Linked DNA regions of Homo sapiens: region 1 is linked to region 2. A link is a contact called in ENCODE Hi-C data. All regions are on one chromosome and are shown on one strand. The core of a region is the stretch at or near the end of the contact, and the rest is flanking DNA. Distances in the headings are between cores, read along the strand shown. Region 1 has its middle 16 kb from the start of SPARC. Region 2 holds the start of LOC105378230 (a long non-coding RNA gene).

Region 1 (6,326 bases), core at 1,183-3,682, 490 kb after region 2:
GGCCGAGGTGGGCAGATCACGAGGTCAAGAGACCGAGACTATCCTGGCCAACATGGTGAAATCCCATCTCTACTAAAAATACAAAAAAAAAAAAATCTAGCTGGGCGTGGTGGCGCATGCCTGTAGCCCCAGCTACTCGGGAGGCTGAGGCAGGAGAATCACTTGAACCCAGGAGGTGGAGGTCGCAGTGAGTGGAGATCCCGCCACTGCACTCCAGTCTGGCGACAGAGTAAGACTCCGTCTCAAAAAAAAAAAAAAAAAAAAGAGAGAGAGACAGAGGTGGGAGACAGAGAGACAGAGAGATGAGACAGACACAGAAACAAATGCAAAGAAAACTTACCTGAAACTTAGCAACAAAGCAAAAGGGTGACTGCATGTCCTCTCAGTGTTAGACTGGAACATGGTCTGACAAGTCCATCCAGGGATCATCTTCTCTAGGGGTTGTGCTACCTACTATTGATGAGGGCTCTGACTTTGAAGTTACATGTTAACTTGCAGGTTTCTGTCCATTAGAAACAAAACAAAAAAAAAGAACCCCAGAGGTGACAGTGCAAATGCCTTGCAGGGCGTTAACCGGTTTTGTATATTACCCAGCAGCCTTTTTCCAGCATTCTTTCAATGCAGTAGCTGTATAATCTCTTTTTGAATTCTCTTTGAACCAACTTTACCATGCTGCTTATTCCCTCATTAATGGGTTAAAAAAATCATTAACATGTGCTCATTTTTTATTCATTTTTATTCATTTTTTATGAGTCATGTTTTTAACTGTTAAAAACTGTATTCTGATAAGAGAGGCAGAAATAGAATGAGACAGAGATGAAGAAAGAGACAGAGTGAGAGGCAGAGGCAGAGATAGAAAGGGAAAGAGACATAGGGACACTGAGAGAGGCCAGAGAAAGAGACACACAGAGAAACAGAAGAAACAAAGGTTAGAGGGACTGAGACCCAGTGAACCCATGCACAGAGTCAGAGAGAGAGAGAGAGACAGAAAGGCTAGCAGCAGAGATCAAGATCAGCCATGCATGCACAAAACACCAGAAGTAATGTTAGCCTCTGGGGAAGGGATACATTGGAGTGAAAATGGAGGTGAAGGGGAGGGACTTTTATATTTATTTATTTATACTTCTATCTTGAATTTCTTTCTTTTCTTTTCTTTTTCATTTAGAGACAGAGTCTCTCTATGTTGCCCAGGTTGGTCTTGAACTCCTGGGCTCAAGTGATGCTCTTGCTGCGACCTCCCAAATTGCTGGGATTATAGGCGTGAGCCACTGTGCAGGCACTTCAATTTCTTATGAGAATATAATCATGTGTTATTTTATACTTTTATTTTTTATTTTAATTTTTATCTTTTTGAGACAGAGTGTCACTCTGTCGCCCAGGCTAGAGAGCAGTGGTGCGATCATGGCTCACTGCAGCCTTGACTTCTCAGGCTCAAGTGATCCTCCTTCCTCAGCCTCCAGAGTAGCTGGGACTACAGATGCACACCACTAGGCCCAGCTATTTTTTTACTATTATAGAGATGCGGGGGAGGGGGTCTCACTATGTTGCGTAGGCTGCTCTTGAACTCCTGGGCTCAAGCAATCCTCCTATCTCCGTCCCCCAAAGTGCTGGGATTACAGGTGTGAGCCACCATGCCCAGCCCATTTTACATTTTTAAAATAGTCATAGAGGGAAAGGCAAAGAGAGACTGTGAAAGAAGCAAAACCACTAGAGAGAGAAAACATCAAGAAAGCAAGGACAGGTACACTGGCTGGCACCTGTAATCCAAGCGCTGTGGGAGTCAGTAAAATTCTTGAAAATTAACTGTAACATTATTTCTTAAACTTTCTAATTTTTGTAACTATTAAGGCTGATTTTTAAAATTATGGTAAAACAAATATAAAATTCCTATGGTGAGTTATTGATAATGGAAACATCATCACTGTGAAACAAATGTAGGTATTGTGTGAGGCACAAGAGCTACAGTGGAGACAAAGACAGACGAGGTCCCTGCTTTCATGGCACTTACATTCTGGGGAGAAGGCAATAGAGAACAGGCCCATAAATAAACACACAAGACAATTTTTTTTTTCTCAGATGGAGTCTCGCTCTGTTGCCCAGGCTGGAGTCCAGTGGCATGATCTTGGCTCACTGCAACCTCCACCTCCCGGGTTCAAGCGATTCTCCTGCCTCAGCCTCCCGAGTAGCCAGGACTACAGGTGAGTGCCACCATGCTCAGTTAATTTTTTTTTGTATTTTTAGTAGAGACGGGGTTTCACCATGTTGGCCAGGCTGGTCTCGAACTCCTTACCTCGTGATCTGCCTGCCTGAGCCTCCCAAAGTGCTGGGATTACAGGCGTGAGCCACTGCACTTGGCTCTCTGAGATCATTCTTAGCCCCTCAGGCTATATGACTGGCTTGTGAGGGCCAAGTGCAGCTTGGACTGAATCCAGGCCTGGGATATTTACACCTTAAGGTCATTTTCAGTTTCCAGCCCAGAGTTTTGGCCCCAAAGGCAGGCGGCATCCAGCTTCCCTCAGCCGCTCAGCTGGCCAAAAAATAAGAAAGCCACCTTGTGCTCATGGGAGGGCAGCCACGGGAGTGGGTCTGGGTGGGGCCCGGTGCCGTGGGATGCCCGGGAGTATATAGATCCATTTCAGAGGCTCGCCAACCCCTTCACCCAAGGACTCTTCTGGGCCTCTCCTGTGCTTTCCAATTAAAAATATCATTCCGTAATGTTTCTCAGAGGCTCTCAAAGGGCCACGGGAAAGGCAGCCAGGGAAGGGGCAGGAGGGAGGGGAGGCCAATATCTAAAATAGAAGGAGTAGTGGTCCAGAGCAGGACTTCTGAGACTTCAGTCATCTGGTACCATCTTTACCTTTGTTGCCATATCCTCATAACACCTACAGAATTACTTAATTTCAACTTTTTTTTAATCTAAATAAATTTAACTTAAAGAAAACCTTATATCATAACACTGAAAAAAGAGTATAATTTGCCAAGTGTGTCCACATATCCCCTCAGATCCACTCTCTGCCCCTCCCCAACTGCTCTCTAGGCCAGAGGGGCTGACCTTATGGCCCACACCCATGAGCTCCCATGGCCTCTGTTTCCATCTGGGATTGGCCAGTGGGGAGCATCAGTAGGCGACTGGGAAGAGGGAGAAACAAGAGTGAAGTTAGAATCTTTCTTTCCCCATCCCCTTCCCTAGAGGATCACAGCAGACTGGCTGTGTTCTTCAACCCAAGGGCTGAGCTCCTGTTCCTTGGCCCTCTCTCTGGTTCTAGTACCCACTCTCCCTTACCCCTCAGGCACCTTGCTGCAGCTGTCCCTAGAGGACTGCACTGTCCTTGTGATTTACATACACAGGGCCCACATCTTTATAAATAGTCCCTTGATGAAATTCTCAGATTACCCATTTTGAAAGTGCCATCTGTTTTCTGCCAGGAACCTGGCTGATACACTTGTCATAAAGAGAAAGTAATTGACAGTGATAATACAATTATGCTATTACGTTCTAACCAAATGTAAAAAGGGATGAATAATTTTTATATAATGCTATAGAATGAGCTTCAGGGAATATTAGTAAAAAGTGAACAAACCATTAAAAACAAAGTGCAGAGCAATGTTTAGACTGCAAGAGAGAGAAAAATAAAAACATGCACATGTGCATTTGCTCACATACCCAAAAAGAAGCAACTGAAAGGTAAAACTAAAAATTAATAGAGATGGTTACCTTAGGGAGAGAGAAAATGTTGTTGATAAAAAGCTAGTGTTCTCTGATTACTTTGTTATATAGTTTTAACTTTGGAACTATTAAGTGTTTTGTATAATTAAATTTACATTAAAATAACATAAGCTATTGATTGGCTATACAACGTTCTTTTGCACCACAAATTCCAGGAACATAAAGATAATGGGTAAAGGTCACATAGTGCAACTTATGGTAACAGTTTAGGTTATTTATCAACTAGTCTGGAAGCTTTGGTGAAGGAAAGAAAGAAAAAAATGCCTTTAAACAATTGTCCCTGGAAAATGGGAGTGGAAGGGGGTGGGTGTCAAGACTGTCTCATACTCATGGTCTCTCACAGCCTGATAAATTTTGCACACTCCACATTCTTTGGACAGCTCTGAGCTACTTTTCTTTCTCAAGGGGAAGTTCTTCCTTAAAACATTGAGGAAGCATTGTTAGAAATTGAAGATCAACATTTTGCAGCCCCTAAGAGTAATGGGTCAAAGTAACGATTAAGGAATGAGAGGTCGATGAGGAACCATGTAATGGATGGGCCAGGACAACAGTACTTGAACCAGTTCAATAATCTTGATAGTTTGTTTGGAGGTTCTAGCAGGGGAGTGCAGCTGTTTGTACACCCTTGACTGAAGACCAGTCCAGCTCTGTCTGGGATGGTCATCCTCTCAGACCTAGCACTCAGCTTCAGGGGGACGTGCATGGAGTGGTGAGGAAGGACAGGGACACCTGCCTAGCCAGCCAGAGCAGCCAAATCAACCCTGGCGGTCAATGAGGTGACACATATCGTAGCCAGATCGTCCTCACATCCGAATTCAATAATCTTAACATCACTAAGTGTGGGACAAAGAGACATCTTGTTCTTCATGGTGTGATGTAATAAAATGTGCACACCATGACATAGGAAGTACTTATGGCAAAAGAAATTAACCTGAGTGTAACTACCAGTTTATGGGAAATACAAAGGAATAGAGAAATGTGTCTAAAAACACAAGAATTAAATCAGCCAAACCAGAATATGGTGAATTTTGCAAGACAAATAACATGATTTCTTCAATAAATGAATGGCATGACAAAAGGTGGGGAGTGAAGGGAGGATCTCTAATAGATTAAATGAACCATAAGAATAAAGTGTAGGCCGGGCGCGGTGGTGGCTCAAGCCTGTAATCCCAGCACTTTGGGAGCACTTCAGGTGGATCACCTGAGGTCAGGAGTTCAAGACCAGCCTGACCAACATGGTGAAACCCCGTCTCTACTAACAAATACAAAAATTAGCTGTGTGTGGTGGCTGGCACCTGTAATCCCAGCTACTTGGGAGGCTGAGGCAGGAGAATCCCTTGAACCCGGGAGGCAGAGGTTGCAGTGAGCCAAGATCGCGCCATTGCACTCCAGCCTGGGCAACAAGAGTGAAACTCTGTCTCAAAAAAAAAAAAAAGAATACAGTGTAAAGCACGAGCTTCTTTGTAGCCTGATTCAAGGCAACTAAATTTAAATAGGCATTTTTCAGAAAACAGAAAATTTGAACACAGACTGAGTATCGAATGATATTAGGGGATTACTTTTTTCTCCTGTTTTTTTAGAGGCCTTGCCTTGCAATGTCGCCCAGGCTGACCTCAAACTCTTGGGCTCAAGCAATCCTCCCGTCTCAGCCTTCCATAGCTAGGACTACAGGCGTGCAGCACCACAGATGGCTAATTAAGGAACTACTTTAATTTTGTTAGATGAGATGAGGGCGATGTGGCTATGTTGAAAAGAAAGACCTTATCTATTAGCTATAGATACTGAAATATTTATGGGTATCATGATATAATATATGGGATTTATTTTGAATTACTCCTGGGAAAAGGTATGTGATGGGGGTGGGTATGTAAAATAAACTGATAGAAGGTTGATAGTAATTCAAGCTAGGTGATGGTCCATGGAAGCTTAATTATATTATTCTCTTTGGGGTGTGCTTGAAAATATTTATAAAACAATATAACAATATCAAATTAAATTAATGCTATTAGGGCCAGTCATGGTGGCTTATGCCTGTAATTCTAGCACTTTGGTAGGCTGAGGCGGGCGGATCACTTGAGGTCAGGAGTTTGAGACTAGCCTGGCCAACATAGCAAAACCCCATCTCTACTAAAAATACAAAAAATTAGCTGGGCGTGGTGACGGGCGACTGTAATCCCAGCTACTCAGGAGGCTGAGACAGGACAATCCCTGGAACCTGGGAGGTGGAGGTTGCAGTGAGCTGAGATCACACCCACTGCACTCCAGCCTGGGCAAAAGAACGAGATTCCATCTAAAAATAAAATAAAATAAAATAAAATTAATTAATTAATGCTGTTAGTTGTGAGGGCTCTAGGAAAGATTAGCAAGTGTTAGAAAGGTGTTAGCAACTTATTAGCTCCAAACTAAGACTTTCTCCTCTTTATGATCAGAAGCCTTGGAAAAGGCTATTCTTTATTCTTTTTTTTTTTTTTTTTTAAGACTAGTCAAGTGCAAGTGCAGGCCAGGCATGGTGGCTCACCCCTCTAATCCTAGCACTTTGGGAGGCCAAGGCAGGAGGATTGCTTGATCTCAGGAGTTCAAGACCAGCCTGGGCAACACA
Region 2 (6,441 bases), core at 2,993-5,492:
ACCGTGACGCGTGGTTAGGTCTACCTCGGGCCCCCAGGCTCAGTGCACACACCATTTCTCTGCTTCTCTCCTGACCTGCCCTGGGGCGGAGTTAGTTCCTGTTTTCTCCATGTTCCAGGCACCCCTGAGAGTATCTACATCTGGTTAGCTGTCTGTCTCTCCTGCTAGCCCAAAGGGCTCCTGAAGGACAGGATTTTGAAATCTGTATTGGACTTGCCCCAGTATGTTATGATGCCCAGAACAGTATTTCTTAGGAATGTGGTCTATGGACCTCCTGTACTAGAGCCACCTGGAAAGCTTGCTTAACACGAATGTCCAGGCTGCATTCTAGACCTACAGTATGTGTGCTGGGAATTTGCATCTGCTTTTTTTTTTTTTTTTTTTTTTGAGATGGAGTCTGGCTCTGTTGCCCAGGCTGGAGTGCAGTGGCACGATCTTGGCTCAATTGCAACCTCTGCCTCCCAGGCTCAAGCAATTCTCCTGCCTCAGCCTCCAGAGTAGCTGGGATTACAGGCACATACCACCACACCAGGCTAATTTTTGTATTTTTAGTAGAGACGGGGTTTCACCATGTTGGCCAGGCAGGTCTCAAACTCCTGACTTCAAGTGATCCACCCACCTCAGCCTCCCAAAGTGCTGAGATTACAGGCATTAGCCACCACGCCTGGCCGGAATCTCCATCTTTAGCAGTCTAGCCAGATGATCCTAGTGCACACAAAAGCCTGAGGACATGTGACCCTGAGCTAGGTAGGTCTCAACAAGCAACTACTGAGTGGAAAATCCCCAGGTTGGGGTCCTGACCACTTCCTCCTCAGAGGTCATGGAGCAGACGGCACCTGCAGTGTGTGCGTGGGTGGTGGTGGTGGGGGGGGGAGTTGGGAGGGGGACATAAGAATTTTCCCTTCCAAAAGAGGGGTGGGGAGCATAGGGCTGGGGTGGGGTATCCGGACTACACTCTGGAAGAGGGATGACAGCTTCCTGAGTCAACGGAAACTTGGTAGCAAGAAAGCTGCAGAGGAGGCTGCCGGCAGTACAGGATGCAGGGAGAACCCAGGCCTGGGGTTGAGGCCAGGAGACTCAATTCCAGCTTTACTGTGTGCCTTTAGGTAAGTCATGTTCCTTCTCAGTTTCCCCATCTGTGAAGGGTCAGGGCTGGAACAGATGCTCTCTTCAGTCCTCCTGAGCTCCAGGGCAGCCCTTCTCCTAAGAAGGCTGGAAATAGAGCCCCTATACCCAGGTGACACTCACAGCTTTGGGGCCTAGATCCTTGCTGTCAAGCAGACCAGAGCCCTGCAGTAGGTTCAACCTGAAGCAAACCTGAGATAGTAGGACACAGCTGTCAAAAGCAGACAGAGTCAGGGTAGAATGAGAAGACAGTGTCCAGAGCCATGGAGAGCCACATGAGCTCAGATTGGGGCTGGTGAGATGCTCTAGAGTATACTCTCATTTTAGAGGGTAAACTGACACACTGGAAGACGTCCCAAAGAAACCGACAGGATGTAGGAGGTGGCTCAAAACCAAATTATAGGAGGGGCTGTTAACAGAACAAGAGTTGGTCAGCCTTGAGAACAGGCAGGAAGACCTGATATTGTCTTCAAATCTCAGCAGGAATGTCATGGGTAGAAGCTGCTGGCGTGTCATCTACAGCCTTGGAGGACAGGATTGTGGCCAAGCATGAGGAGGTTCCAGAAGTTTCAGTTCAGTATGAAGAAAAATTTCAGAACCATCACAAACTGGTAGGCTGCCTCATTGGAGGGTGGGGAATCGTGGTGGAAGTGAGCGCTCCATCATTAGTAGCATGCAAGAAGAGGTTGGAGAGTCAAACTTCATGCTGTAGATTGGACTGGTGATCTTTTAGAACCCTGAACTCTAACAGTCTATAATTCTAAAAAGCATCACTGATGTTCGGCAAGTGAAAGCCTCTGGTAAGCATAAAGAAATTATCTACTACATGGCATGTAAAGACCACCAGCATTAATGGAACCTCAGGGAGCTCTGTTGAATGCTATTCAGGGAGCAGCATTTTGGGGTGAATGGCTGTAGTCACATACTCAAGCCTTTGGGATAGACCCCTAAACTTCCCTCAAATTATTTTTTATTTTTTATTTTTTGAGACGGAGTCTTGCTCAGTTGCCCAGGCTAGAGTGCAGTGGCGTGATCTCGGCTCACTGCAAGCTCTGCCTCCTGGGTTCACGCCATTCTCCTGTCTCAGCCTCCTGAGTAGCTGGGACTACAGGTGCCCACCACCATGTCCGGCTATTTTTTTTTTTTTGTATTTTTTGTGAAGATGGGGTTTCACCATGTTAGCCAGGATGGTCTCAATCTCCTGACCTAGTGATCCACCCGCCTCGGCCTCCCAAAGTGCTGGGATTATAGGCGTGAGCCACCATGCCCGGCCAACTACCCTCAAATTCTGAGCCTCACCAGGCAAGAGTGAATTAGGCAGAAGCAACTTGGATAGAAGCCGCCCAGCTATTCCCTACCTTGGGAATCCTAGTAGGATGGAAGGTAAGAGTAGCCCTGAGGGAGGTTCAGCCTGTCCTGCAGAGACTTGAGCTAGCCCTCTTTGGGAGCCATCACTCCATTCTGTTTGTCAGCCTTCAAGGCTTGTGTATTTCTGATTAAGTGCTTTGTGTCCTCATTGTTCCTGCTTAACTTAGAGAATTTAGTAATTAAAGAAGACTCCTTAAGAGTTCACCCAGCTCCTCCGTGTCCCATACATCACAGGCCTGGCTTCCTCTGAGCATGTAGTTCTATCACACCTATCCTGGCTGAGGAAGGCTTACGGGAACCCAGAGCAGGGTTGGAAGGGCCCCAGGAGGCAGCTGACTCCAATCCCCACCTCCTTTTTCCAGATAGAAAAGCTGAGGCCCAGAGGTGGGTGGGCAGATAACTTGTCAGAAGCTGCAAAGCAGGGAAGCAGAGCCCTGGGGAGAATCCAGACTCACAGCTGAGGCTAGAGTCCTTTCCGTCCCCCTGATGCCAGGGTCAGCTTTATCTGAGTAGCTGAGCCTGTAGGGGAGAGGTGATTCTAAGTCTCAAGGGGCTCAGGTCACACCCTCCTCAATATCAGAGCTGCCTTTCCGGTGTCTGGCCCAGCACCACTAGTGCTGGGATCTAAGTAACCACAGTCAGAGCCTATTGGCCGAGGGTAGAGGCAGGAAGGAGGCGGGGAGTGTGGCCCAAGGGGCCCCACTCCAGGGCCTTCGGGGAGGAAGGGCGGGGCCTAAATGATCAGGGCTGTTGAGAAATGTTAGTGTTCACACCCGAATTACAGAAGCTCAGACAGAACACCATAAATACAGGCCTTAGCCTCCCCATCTCTAAGATGGGCAGAGATATTCTGCCAAAGTAATGCCTGAATTTGATGTCATTGAAACTCAAACACTGCCAGGGACATTAAAGATTTAATTCATCCCCTTCATATCATATAGTGTGTGGTCAACATTTCCTCACTGGCTGGAGGACAGTCCAATGTGATTGTACAACCAACTTAAAGTTAGAAGTGCCAGGCTGCACCACTCCGCTGCACCGGGGACACGGCCTATGCTCTGAACACCTGCAGGACCCCCAGAGCACACAAGTCAGGGGCGGATGTGGTCTCCACTGCTCCTATCTGACCAACTGATGAGGTGTCTCAGGGGAGCAAAGGACCACTTCCTTCTTAAATACCCCTGCACCTGGTGAGCCAGACCACAGCAGACAAGCATCAGAAGGGCCTTGAGTGCAAGGCCTCACTTCACAGACGATGACACTGAGGCCTAGAGAAAGCCTTTCTAATACACCTTATTTATTTTCTTCCTCCCTAGGGCTCCCGTTTTCTTGTCCCATATCAGCTTCCCAGGGTGTCTGCTAGTTCTGGTTGCCTCAGAGGGCCTGGAGCTGGCAAAAGCACTAGACATTATTTCTAGCATTTGGGTCAGCCTGGCAGGCAGGACCCTGAAGGAGCTGGACAGAAAATGGTGTCAGTAGCTGGATGGGGGTGGGGAAAGAGACAGGCTGAGGGCCCAGATACCTGTCTCCCAGTCCAATGGCAAACTGGAAGGCCAGAGCCAAGGTCCTAGCTTGCCATCTGAGGCTGAGCGCCTGGATACCTGTCTCACAGTCCAATGGCAAATTGAGAGTCCAGAGCCAAGGTCCTAGCTTGCCATCTGCTTGCTGTGTGACCTTGAGTGGACACTCTTCCTTTTCTGTGCTTCTGTACCCTCCTCTGCATGGCATGGAATTGTGCAATGGGATACGTAAGAGCCCTTCTGGTTTTGACATGCTGTGGATGGGGAAGAAGGGGCAGAGTGAGGTCATCTTGCTATCTCATCTTCTGTCGATCCTGTCCGGCTTGTTTGCTCTGGGCAGGGCAGAGGCAGTTTGACACACTCAGCTGTTAGCTCTGGTCATGGAGGGGGCTTCTCTGGAGAGCAGGAAAGGAGGGTCCCTTGCTCAGGAGGCCTGGGTGAGAACCTGGAGCCCTCCACACCATCCCCTGTTCTTCAGCAGACAGTGTAAGGGTGGTTGTAAAAGAGAGGGCGGGATTGCCTGAAAGCAGAGAATGACAGAGCTCAGCCATCTCCCAAGTTGCACGCAGCATGCTCCTAATTCTACAGTAGCACTGTGAACAGAAATAAGTACCCATTAGTGAGGACAAGGAGGATGCACAGGATGCTCAGGGCAGGACCATTTGCAGTAGGGAAATGCTGTAAACTGAGGACTGGCTGGATATACTCAGGGACATAATACTATGTCATTTCATTCATATGTTTAAGAGAGTGAAGTAGACCTTTATGTACAAAGATGGAAAGGCATTTGGTAAAATACCAATATCCAAACTAAACTATTTCTTTTCTGTCACCCAGGCTGGAGTGCAGTGGTGTATTCTTGGCTCACTGCAACGTCCACCTCCCAGGTTCAAGCAATTCTCCTGCCTCAGCCTCCCCAGTAACTGGGACTACAGGCATGTGCCACCATGCCCAGCTAATTTTTGTATTTTTAGTAGAGACAGGGTTTTACCATGTTGACCAAGCTGATCTTGAACTCCTGACCTCAGGTGATCTGCCCGCCTTAGCCTCCCAAAGTGCTGGGATTACAGGCGTGAGCCACCATGCCCGGCCAACTATTACTAATGATAAAAAAATGCATAGGAAAAAGTACCTAGAAAAGCACAAACTGATAACAGTTGTCATCTCCAGAGAATGGACTAAAATTACTGTGGTCAAGGAAGGGTAGCTTCCATTTTACATTTTACCTAAATTATTAGGATTTTTTTTTTTTTTTTTTTTTTTTGAGACTGAGTCTTGCTCTGTCACCTAGAGCGAGTGGTGTGCAGTGGTGCGATCTCGGCTCGCTGCAGCCTCTGCCTCCCAGGTTCCAGCGATTCTCCTGCCTCAGCCTCCTGGGTAGCTGAGATTACAGGCACGTGCCACACGCCCGGCTAATTTTTGTATTTTTAGTAGAGACGGGGTTTCACCATGTTGGTCAGGCTGGTCTCAAACTCCTGACCTCAGGTGATCCGCCCGCCTCAGTCTCCCAAAGTGCAGGGATTACAGGCGTGAGCCACCACGCCTGGCCAATTCTTAGGATTTTTAAAGCAACAACGCATTCAAGAATTACTTATATACAAAGAAATTAACAACAACAAGAAAAAGGTACCTCTCTTGGAACCTGAAAGCCTCCCCCAGAGTCAAGGTACAGACAGAGAAATCAAGGCTGGGGAAGAGAATAGTTAGCAAAAGAGGCAGAAGTGGACCCATTGTTAGAATGATGAATACCAGAGGTTGGGAAGGACGTGTGTGTGGGGTGCGGGGAATGAAGAAAGGCTGGTCAAACGATACAAACATACAGCCAGATGGAAGGACTACATTCTAATGTTCCATAGCAACCATGAACTGTATACTTTAAAATAGCTAGAAGAGAGGACTTGAAACGTTCCCAACACATAGAAATGATAAATACTCGAGGTGATGAAACTCCAAATACCCTGACTTGATCATTACACAGTCTATGCACCTAACAAAATATCATATGTACCTGAGAAGTATGTAAAATATTATATATCAATAAAAAATATAAAGAAGTAGGCCCCATTCTTGACTCCCAGTCCAGTGCTCTTTCCTCTACAGATGCAGCTGCTGGTGTCCAAAAGCAATGGGCCCTGTCCAGGCACCTCCTTGTTTACAGTGCTGCCTCTTCTGCTGCCAAGATGGGTTCCAAAGGGAGGCACTGGGTTCTTGCTGTCATTTTTGATTGCTGGCAACTTGGGGCTGGGGGTGAGAGGGTGGGTAAGGAGCAATTAACCTTGCGATATGAAAGTTTCCTAAAGCTGCTGTAACAAATTACCACGCACTTGGTGGCTGAAAACAACAGAAATGTATTCTCTCACAGTTCTGGAAGTTAGAAGTGTAAATTCAAGGTATCAGCCGAGCTGGCTCTTCTGGAGGCTCTGAGGGA

What was found. A loop is a pair of places that touch in the nucleus more often than their neighbours do. Pooled maps may share reads with other maps.
Region 1: a loop to region 2 is called in a map with no recorded cell type, with 4 times the contacts of the local background. The contact joins two enhancer-like sites. A Hi-C loop is called at or near these places in 5 of 37 single-sample maps with no recorded cell type and 2 of 50 pooled maps.

Annotation. Positions count from the first base shown.
Region 1 is chr5:151,700,041-151,706,366 of GRCh38, forward strand. It overlaps the pseudogene RN7SKP232. Among named protein-coding and RNA genes, the nearest start is that of SPARC, 16 kb to the left of the region's middle. RefSeq lists an enhancer at 1-240. Within about 2 kb of position 2,433, at least 4 of the 41 ENCODE cell types and tissues checked have a DNase peak (open chromatin) inside an H3K27ac peak, as active enhancers do.
Region 2 is chr5:151,211,154-151,217,594 of GRCh38, forward strand. All of the region lies in intron 1 of CCDC69 (coiled-coil domain containing 69), which reads right to left. It overlaps LOC105378230 (a long non-coding RNA gene), which reads left to right and starts at 981. Exons shown (of 4, transcript NR_160730.1): 1 at 981-1,106; 2 at 1,606-1,736. RefSeq lists enhancers at 145-204, 705-914, 1,515-1,704, 3,335-3,384, 3,735-3,794 and 2 more. Within about 2 kb of position 4,243, at least 11 of the 41 ENCODE cell types and tissues checked have a DNase peak (open chromatin) inside an H3K27ac peak, as active enhancers do.